Linked DNA regions of Homo sapiens: region 1 is linked to region 2. A link is an interaction called in ENCODE POLR2A ChIA-PET data of the cell type or tissue named here. Cell type or tissue: OCI-LY7. All regions are shown on one strand. Each heading gives the region's core, and the rest is flanking DNA. Links, peaks and the distances in the headings are about the cores only. Region 1 overlaps TSHZ2 (teashirt zinc finger homeobox 2). Region 2 overlaps LINC01524 (long intergenic non-protein coding RNA 1524).

Region 1 (4,402 bases), core at 86-4,085, 600 kb before region 2:
TTGACTCCCGAGTATGGGTCAAAATCATTCTAGAAAACTGATCTGAAGAATGATCGTGTGAGACACTCATCTGGAGAATTTTGCAAGGTCATCCCGCCTGTTGAGACATAAAGGGACCCTTCTATTACAGTGGAGGGAAGCTGTGTCTTTCGGGCACGGATTCTCAACCAGGAGGAGTTGGGGGGCATTTTTCCCCCCAACTGGACATGTGACAAAGTCTGGAGACAATTTTGGTTGTCTCAACTCGGGAGGTGGTGCCACTGGCATCCAATGGGCAGAGGACAATTTTGGTTGTCTCAACTCGGGAGGTGGTGCCACTGGCATCCAATGGGCAGAGGACAATTTTGGTTGTCTCAACTCGGGAGGTGGTGCCACTGGCATCCAATGGGCAGAGGACAATTTTGGTTGTCTCAACTCGGGAGGTGGTGCCACTGGCATCCAATGGGCAGAGGCCAGGGGTGCTGCTAAGCCTCCCAAAATGCCCAGGACAGCCCCAAAACAGAGAATTACCGGACCCCGAATCTCAATAGCGCCAAGGTTGAGAAACCCTGCTTTGGAAGCTATTTTACTGCTTATAAGCTCCTAAAAGACTGTTATATCGCTTTTTACAAATTAGTAACTCTCAGCAGTTATAATTCACAACCTGAGCAGAAAACACAGGAATAACTGTGAGCTCTAGTCCTGAAAGTTGTGAAGTTCCATTCAAACAACTTTAGCTGGAAAAAGTCAGTTGGAGATGAGTTTTCTCATTCATGGTGCCTTTTCATCAACGTTGAAAGGGAGAGTCCTATGTGGTCGACTTCCAGAGGCACAGAGTCCTGAGGCTAACTTCACAAAACCAGGGTTTCTGTTTCACATCCTTCTCCCATTCTGTCTCTGTGAGTGTGTGTGTGTGTGTGTGTGTGTGTGTGTGTGTGTGTGTTTTGGGGGCCAGCATCCACCTCTGTATCAAAATATCTTAAATGATACCAGCAACAAACCAGAATCAAAAAAAAAAAAAAAAAAACACCATTTGAAATTATAAAGATCAGCAGTTTGCTACGTACTTGGGCCCATTTGATATAAACTTTGTTTTTATAAAGTATACCGTGGTAAAACTTTGAAACTTCAGTTCGTTAAAAATAAGAAAAAGGAGAGAAAAAAGGAAGAACGAAAGAAAGAAAAATGAGGAAAAAATACTGTAACAGCCTCACTCCCTTTGAAGTCAGTACTGATATAGCTCTGAACAGATCCATTCAAGTTCAACTAACATCAGACAAATGTTTAGTGTATCAGAGCAAGCCACGAAAGCAAGGATTTCATCAATATTTCACAACAGCCTCAGGGAAACTGTAGATTGCAATGCTGTAGGGCAGCTAATGGAATTACACACAAGGGTTTTGTACATTTAAAATAAGCAGCTACTAAAAAAAATTACCCTTCAGTTTGATAGAAACTGTATAAAACTGCAGATAAGAAACAATTAAATCACTCCCAACATTTATCCATGTCACTCTGATAGGTCATTTAATAACAGGTATTACTCTGTGTGTGTGTGTGTGTGTGTGTGTGTGTGTGTGTGTTTTCCTCCCCACTTACTAAGGCAATAATAAAGATTAACATTTATGAAAAGAAACATAAAATATAGCACAGCCAAATGAATAATTAAAGACAGTTTTGAAGAACGCTTGCCATTGTGTGCCCATGAAGTCTTTTCCACAGTCACCAAATATGTTTATACAAAATATAATTATAAATAGACAGAGGCTGCACGGGAGACCCACTGACCCTTGTTTGTTTTGATGTTAAAAAATAACTTTGAAGTATTTCCTAGGAATGCATGGGTTTCTCCGGATCTCATACATATATTATCATCTAGTGAGGCTCAGGACACCGAGAGGCTGGCTTTCTCTTTTGGAAGGTTTACAGAAATAGGCCTGGAGTTTGCAAAATGCTATTCAATAAGCCGGTGTGAGATCAGCATTTTCTTCCCTAAAGTCCTTTGTTGAAGTAAAAAATTCTGCATATGAAAGCAAATTGCATTTTCTAAACTGATACTTCCGTGACCACAAAAACTCACCTGACTTTTCTAACCCTTGGAGTTTCAGTTCCCCGAACAACAACCCTACTATTTATTGAAATTTCACATAAGGAGGACTTTTCAGACACCGCTGGATCTAGATCTCAACGGGGGGATTTTGCCTCCCAGGGCACAATATCTGGAGTCATTTTTGTCTCCAACTGGATGAGGTAGGAATGGGGGTGCTACTGGCATCTAGTGGGTAGAGGCTGAGGAGGCCACTAAACACTGATAACACAGGACGGTACCCGGTAAATAATTATCCCAAATGGTAATATGGCCGAGCCTTAGAAATCCTGTTCTAAATACACCATTTGAACACCTGAGCTTTATTAGGATAATAATAATACCCTTGTTAATATGGTATCCTAACTTCCAAATCATTCCCTGGTTTCACACACATCTATTAAAGAGCTTCTAAGTGAAACTCACAATGCTAAGTCCTTTGGAGAATAAGGATTTGACACGGTTACTGGCCACAGACTATTCTAATTAAGAGAGAGAGTTACACATACACACACACACACACATACACACACCGACCCACACACTTCATGACAATAACAGCTGCTATTTACTGAGCACAGAGCAGGTAAGAGGTGCTTTGCATACAATATTTCATTTTACCTTTATAACAACTGTGCAGGGGAAATATTTTTGTTGTGTCTTTTTTACAGATGAAGGGACACTGCCCAAGGTTACTGACAGAATACGGCAAGGCTGAGACCCAAATCCTAGGCCTGTCCCCAAAGCTCCCATGGCCACTGGGTTTATTAGTAGCTGAGTTAGCATTGTGTTTGTGTGCATGTGTGTGTGTGTGTGTGTGTGTGTGTGTGTGTGTGTGTGTTAAATTTAGTCTGTGAGCCATCTTCTTTAAACTTATGGTTTTCATCCTTTTCATGATAATGTCTATGTATACATACTTTATCATATACATGTATATTTATTCTTTATGTCACATATATTCCTTATTATATAACTTTATAGCATTACAAAAACCTTTGATAAATGTGGAATTATACATAAATACATCCATAGTAGAATTTTTCACTTATTTTCCAAATAACTTAAAGTTGAGTATATTTAAACCGATTCCCTCTTTCCCTGTTACAATTTAGAGCTGTAATAATATTGGAGGAGCAACCAGGCCACTTTTCATTTGTCAGAAATTTCTTTAGCAGAGCTCCGGACATCATGGAAAGAGACTTGCTTTTGGAATTGAGATAACTGGGTTGAAGCCTCAGTTCTGCCAATGAACAAGCGGTGTGATTTTAGGAAAACTGCTTGGTTTTTCTGAGTACCAGTTTCTTCGGCTGTAAAACAAAACTACCAATAGTTGCCATAGCGGAGTTGCGAAGATTTGAATGATTAAATGACATGATACCTAATAAAATGCTTTGCAGACCCTGCAGTGTTAAATCAATGCGAAGCCTGCATCAATACGAACATTCCCTTCTTCCAGCACTGAGGGCGAAGTCACCTGGGAAGCTCTGGCCTTCCAATCTCCGTTAACCTTCGTCAGAATCCAGCTCTCTCCGTTAATGGGTCAATCAATCAATCACTCAATAGTTATTGAAAGCCTACTATGTACAAGACCCAGGGGACCCATGATGGGCTCTCGTCAATAGAAGTACACAATTAGCAGGCATATTTTGACTTAACCTCTGGTTGGCTTCCTAATGGAATGGTCTGTAAGTATGGGAGGAGGTGAGTGGGAAGAGAAAGAAGAGTGGGTCTGCCTTCAATAGTCTCTTTCCCTTAAGAAGTCAATAACAGGAGATGGTTTAAGCCTGGGATTGGCCACCTATGGCCCACAGGCCAAATCTGACCCACTGCCTGTTTTCACTAATAAAATCTTATTGGAACATCGCCATACTGATTCATTTACTTAGGGCTGCTTTTGTGCTACAAGGGCAGAGTGGAGCAGTTGCAACAGAAACCATACTGCTTGCAAAGACAAAAATATTTACTCTTGGGCCTTTTACAGAAAAAGTTTGATGACTCTGATTTAAGCAATTACAGGAATAATTAATCATCTCCAGTTCTTGTGGGACAGGGTACACATAACCCAATGATAACAACCATTTATTAAGTTCTTTTTTTTTTTTTTTTTTTTTGAGATGGAGTCTTGCTCTGTCACCCAGGCTGGAGTGCTGTGGCATGATCTCCTCTCACTGCAACCTCCACCTCCCAAGTTCAAGCAATTCTCCTGCCTCAGCCTCCTGAGTAGCTGGGATTACAGGTGTCCACCACCGCACCCAGCTAATTTTTGTATTTTTAGTAGAGACGGGGTTTCACCATGTTGTCCAGGTTGGTCTTGAACTCCTGACCTCAGGTGATTCA
Region 2 (4,402 bases), core at 313-4,312:
CTACAGCCTATTGAGGTTTCTTGCAATTTACACATGCCTAGTAATGTGGATTCATAGACAGCATTATCACCTCTTAACTATAGCAGCCCTCACAAAAAGGACTAGTGGCTTAAAGATTCCTACAAAGTAATGTGAATTGAAGGAAATTTTAACAATGCAAGCATCTGCATGCAAGGAGAAAATGGCTCTAACTTCTTCCACCATTAACAGGAGCTTTTTATCAGTTATATTGTGATGTAAAAAAAAAATGATGATGAGCAACTCGGAGTTGTCAAAACAAACAAACAAAAAAGGAAGTTATCCAGCAGATTATGTAACATATAGATTTACATTTAAAACCATGATCTGATATTTTCTGTACTAGAATATAGGCTCCAGAACAGCAGGGATCTTGTGTTTTTTCATGCTTTTTACTCATATTCTTAGCTTGGCACATAGCAGGCATTCCATAAATATCTATTAATAAATAACTTAATCGGTAATGATGAGGTTTACATTTTTCAGAGATAGCCTCAGTCATCTCTCCCATTCCATAGGCTGGCTTACAATGTGATCTTGCTATTCCCTCATCAAGAAGTATAGTCTAGGCCTGGTGCGGTGGCTCATGCCTGTAATCCCAGCACTTTGGGAGGCTGAGGTGGGCAGATCATGAGGTCCGGAGATCGAGACCATCCTGGCCAACATGGTGAAACTCCGTCTGTATTAAAAATACAAAAATTAGCTGGGCGTGGTGGCAGGTGCCTGTAGTCCCAGGTACTTGAGAGGCTGAGGCAGGAGAATTTCTTGAACCTGGGAGTCAGAGGTTGCAGTGAGCCGAGATCGCACCACTGCACTCCAGCCTGGCGACAGAGTGAGACTCCGTCTTAAAAAAAAAAAAAAAAAAAAGTATAGTCTAATTCCCAGCCCTTGAGCCAAGGCAGGCTTATGACAGCTTTGATGGATACATTATGACAGAGGGAATGCTACGTGACTTCCAAGGCTGTCAGGAAAAGCCATACAGCTTCCCTCTCTGGTTTCTCCTGAGATGCTTATTCTGGAGGGAGCAAGAGCTGCTATTCAAGAAGTCCAGCTACACTGAGACCATCGTGGTGAAAGGGTCACATGAATGCTCTGACCAACAGCCCCAGTTAAGGTCCCAAAGCTGCCAGCCATGGCAATGGCACAACTTGGACATCCTTCAAATGACTACAGCCTCAGCTTCACCCAATATCAGACTGTACTACACGAGGACCTCCAGGTGAGAACCAGTCAGCTGAGCCCTTTCCTAATTCCTGACCCAGAAATCATGAGCAAAACAAACTTGTGAGTTTAAATCACTAAATTTGGGGATCATTTGTTACATGTTACTAGATAATTAAACAATAAACCTCCTCCCAAATACATGTTATGGCTCAATATTTTTTATTTTTTATTTATTTTATTTTATTATTATTATTATTTTGAGACAGAGTCTCACTCTGTTGTCAGGCTGGAGTGCAGTGGCGCGATCTCAGGTCACTGTAACCTCCACCTCCCAGGTTCAAGTGATTCTCCTGCCTCAGCATCCGAGTAGCTGGGATTACAGGCGCATGCCACCATGCCCAGATAATTTTTGTATTTTTAGTACAGACGGGGTTTCACCACGTTGCTAGGATGGTCTTGATCTCTTGACCTCGTGATCCACCCACCTCAGCCTCCCAAAGTGCTGGGATTACAGGTGTGAGCCATCACGCCTGGCCTACTTTTTATTTTTTTGAGATGGAGTTTTGCTCTGTCTCCCAGGCTGGAGTGCAATGGCTCGATCTTGGCTCACTGCAACCTCCTCCTCCCAGGTTCAAGCAATTCTCATGCCTCAGCTTCCAAGCAGCTGGGATTACAGGCAGCCACTACCAACCCTGGCTAATTTTTTGTATTTTCAGTAGAGACAGGGTTTCACCATGTTGACCAGGCTGTTCTCAAACTCCCGACCTCAGGTGATCCGCCTGCCTCAGCCTCCCAAAGTGCTGGGATTACAGGTGTGAGCCACAGCGCCCAGCCATGGCTTAAGATATTTTTTAATAATACTATGAAGCCATTGCAAGTCATGAAACATGTAAAACTAATAAGCATGAGGTTCATTTCTAATAGTAATTTTATTTAGTGAGAGCAATGATATTTTGGTACTATTCACAAATAGAATAATTAGATTACAAGTAATTTCAGTTTTATCTTATCAATTTGTAATAGACCTAATGTTTGTGTCCACCCAAAATCCACATATTGAAATTCTAATCTGCAAAGTAATAATAGGTTGGTGCAAAAGTAATTGCGGCTTTTGCCATTACTTTTAATGGTAATGCCAATGGCACAACTAGGACATCCTTCAGATGACTGCAGCCTCAGCTACAGCCAATTCGTTTTAATGGCAAAACCACAATTACTTTTGCACCAAACTAATATTAGGAGGTGGGGCCTTTAGTGGGTAATTGGGTCATGAGAGTGGAATCCTCATGAATCCTATTCCCTCATCAAGAATTGTAGTCTGGCCAGGCATGGTGGCTCACGCCTGCAATCCCAGCACTTTGGGAGGCTGAGGTGGGCAGATCACCTGAGGTCAGGAATTCAAGACCAGCCTGACCAACATGATGAAACTCTGTCTCTACTAAAAATACAAAAAGTAGCCAGGCGTAGTGGCAGGCATCTGTAATCCCAGCTATTTGGGAGGCTGAGGTAGGAGAAACACTTGAACCTGGGAGGCGGAGGTTGCAGTGAGCCGAGATCATGCCACTGCACTCCAGCCTGGGCAACAAGAGCAAAATTCTGTCTCAAAAAAAAAAAAGTTTAGTCTAATTCCCCAGCCCTTAGGGCAAGGCAGGCTTGTAACTGCTTTGATGGACAGATCCTATTCATGAGGATTCCACTCTCATGACCCAATTACCCACTAAAGGCCCCTTTTGTCATGTCAGGATACAATAGAAAGTCAGTAACCTGCAGCCTGGAAAAGGACCCTCATCAGAACCTAACAATGCTGGCACCCTGATTTCCGACTGCCAGCCTCCAGAACCATGAAAAATAAATGTTTGTCGTTTAAACCATCCAGTCTATGGTATTTTTGTTACAATGGCTCAAACTGAGTCACCATTTAAAATTATAACTGCTTATGTATGCTTTCTAGTGGACATAAGATATCAATACTTCAGTGCAAGTATATAATTTATAAATAAGTAAACAAATATTGGGAACGCATGTTTAAAATATTTCAAACTGAAATGTAAGATTAAATTGCTAGCTTAGTAAATGAAGAAAATAAATCAAACCTCTCCCAGCATCCTGCACAACATTTCAGGAGGTTCTTGGACTTTTGTCATAGAGACCTGGCCTCACTTTAATGAATCCCATCTTGGGTATCCAGCAGGCAATGTGCACAGTGCTTGTGTGCCGTCTATGCTGCAGTTGACAGACCTCTCGGATTCATCCCTGTTCTGCTTCTCACTCCCTCTGCACATTTAGGCAAATTACTCTAACCTTCCCCTCCACCCTTTTTCTTGAGACAAGATGGAGTACAGTGGTGTGATCACAGCTCATTGCAGGCTCAACTTCCCAAGCTCCAGTGATTCTCCCACCTCAGCCTCACAAGTAGCTGAGACTACAGGTGTGCGCCATTGCACTCAGCTAATTTATTTTATCTTATTGTTGTTATTATTATTATTATTATTATTATTATTATTATTAGAGACAGGGGTCTCACTAGGTTTCCCAGGGTGGCCCCGAATTCCTGGGCTTAAGTGATCTTCCCACCTCAGCCCCCCAAAGTGCTGGGATTAGAGGTGTGAGCCACCACACCTATCCTCTAACTTTTTTCTGAGCCTCAGTTTCCTAATCTGTAAAAGCCGACTTATAAAACTAGATAGCTCGTAGGGTTATCGTGAATATCAAAGGAAAAACTTTCAGTAAAAAAACCTATTCAGCACTGTAAGTGCGTAGCAGACTCAGCACAGGTAGTCAACACTCAATAAACATCAGCTGCATCTTCATCCTCATTATTACGAGGGGCAACCTCCGAAAGAACACATGAAAGACAGGAAAGGCATGCACAATGGGGCCATAGAACAGATGTGATGGTCCTAAGGACTCGAATGGGGAAGATGCTAACTCTTATAAAGAGAAAAAAGAATAAAAATCATGAAACTACCACAGTACCAAGTGCAAAAAAATTCTGGGATAGCAGTGATTTGGAGAAATACATTGGTGAGAATATGAAGTTCTGTAAACTTTCTGGAAAGTAATCATCTGTGTTCATTTAAATAGAAGTATACATACCCTTTGACCCAGCAATCCTACCTTTGGAAATATATACAAAAGCAATAGTGTACAAGAATATGTTAAAAAAAAATGATGTGTGTATGTGTGTTTATGTATATAGGCATACATATATACATGCATA

What was found. Peaks named below come from ENCODE experiments on the same cell type or tissue, not always from the same donor. Only the 100,000 strongest peaks of a DNase experiment are listed, where the experiment ranks them.
Region 1: POLR2A ChIA-PET joins it to region 2 with 11 read pairs; 2 of 35 experiments call an interaction of 5 or more read pairs at or near these places.

The regions. Positions count from the first base shown.
Region 1 is chr20:53,224,624-53,229,025 of GRCh38, reverse strand. All of the region lies in intron 1 of TSHZ2 (teashirt zinc finger homeobox 2), which reads right to left. Among named protein-coding and RNA genes, the nearest start is that of TSHZ2, 250 kb to the right of the region's middle. In OCI-LY7, for the core only: a CTCF peak has its summit at 2,179; DNase peaks (open chromatin) are centred at 845, 2,045 and 2,575; H3K4me3 peaks cover 2,322 bases; H3K27ac peaks cover 1,777 bases.
Region 2 is chr20:52,622,969-52,627,370 of GRCh38, reverse strand. All of the region lies in intron 2 of LINC01524 (long intergenic non-protein coding RNA 1524), which reads right to left. All of the region lies in intron 7 of LOC105372666 (a long non-coding RNA gene), which reads right to left. Among named protein-coding and RNA genes, the nearest start is that of LINC01524, 4.3 kb to the right of the region's middle. In OCI-LY7, for the core only: no CTCF peak of the experiment used is centred there; no DNase peak of the experiment used is centred there.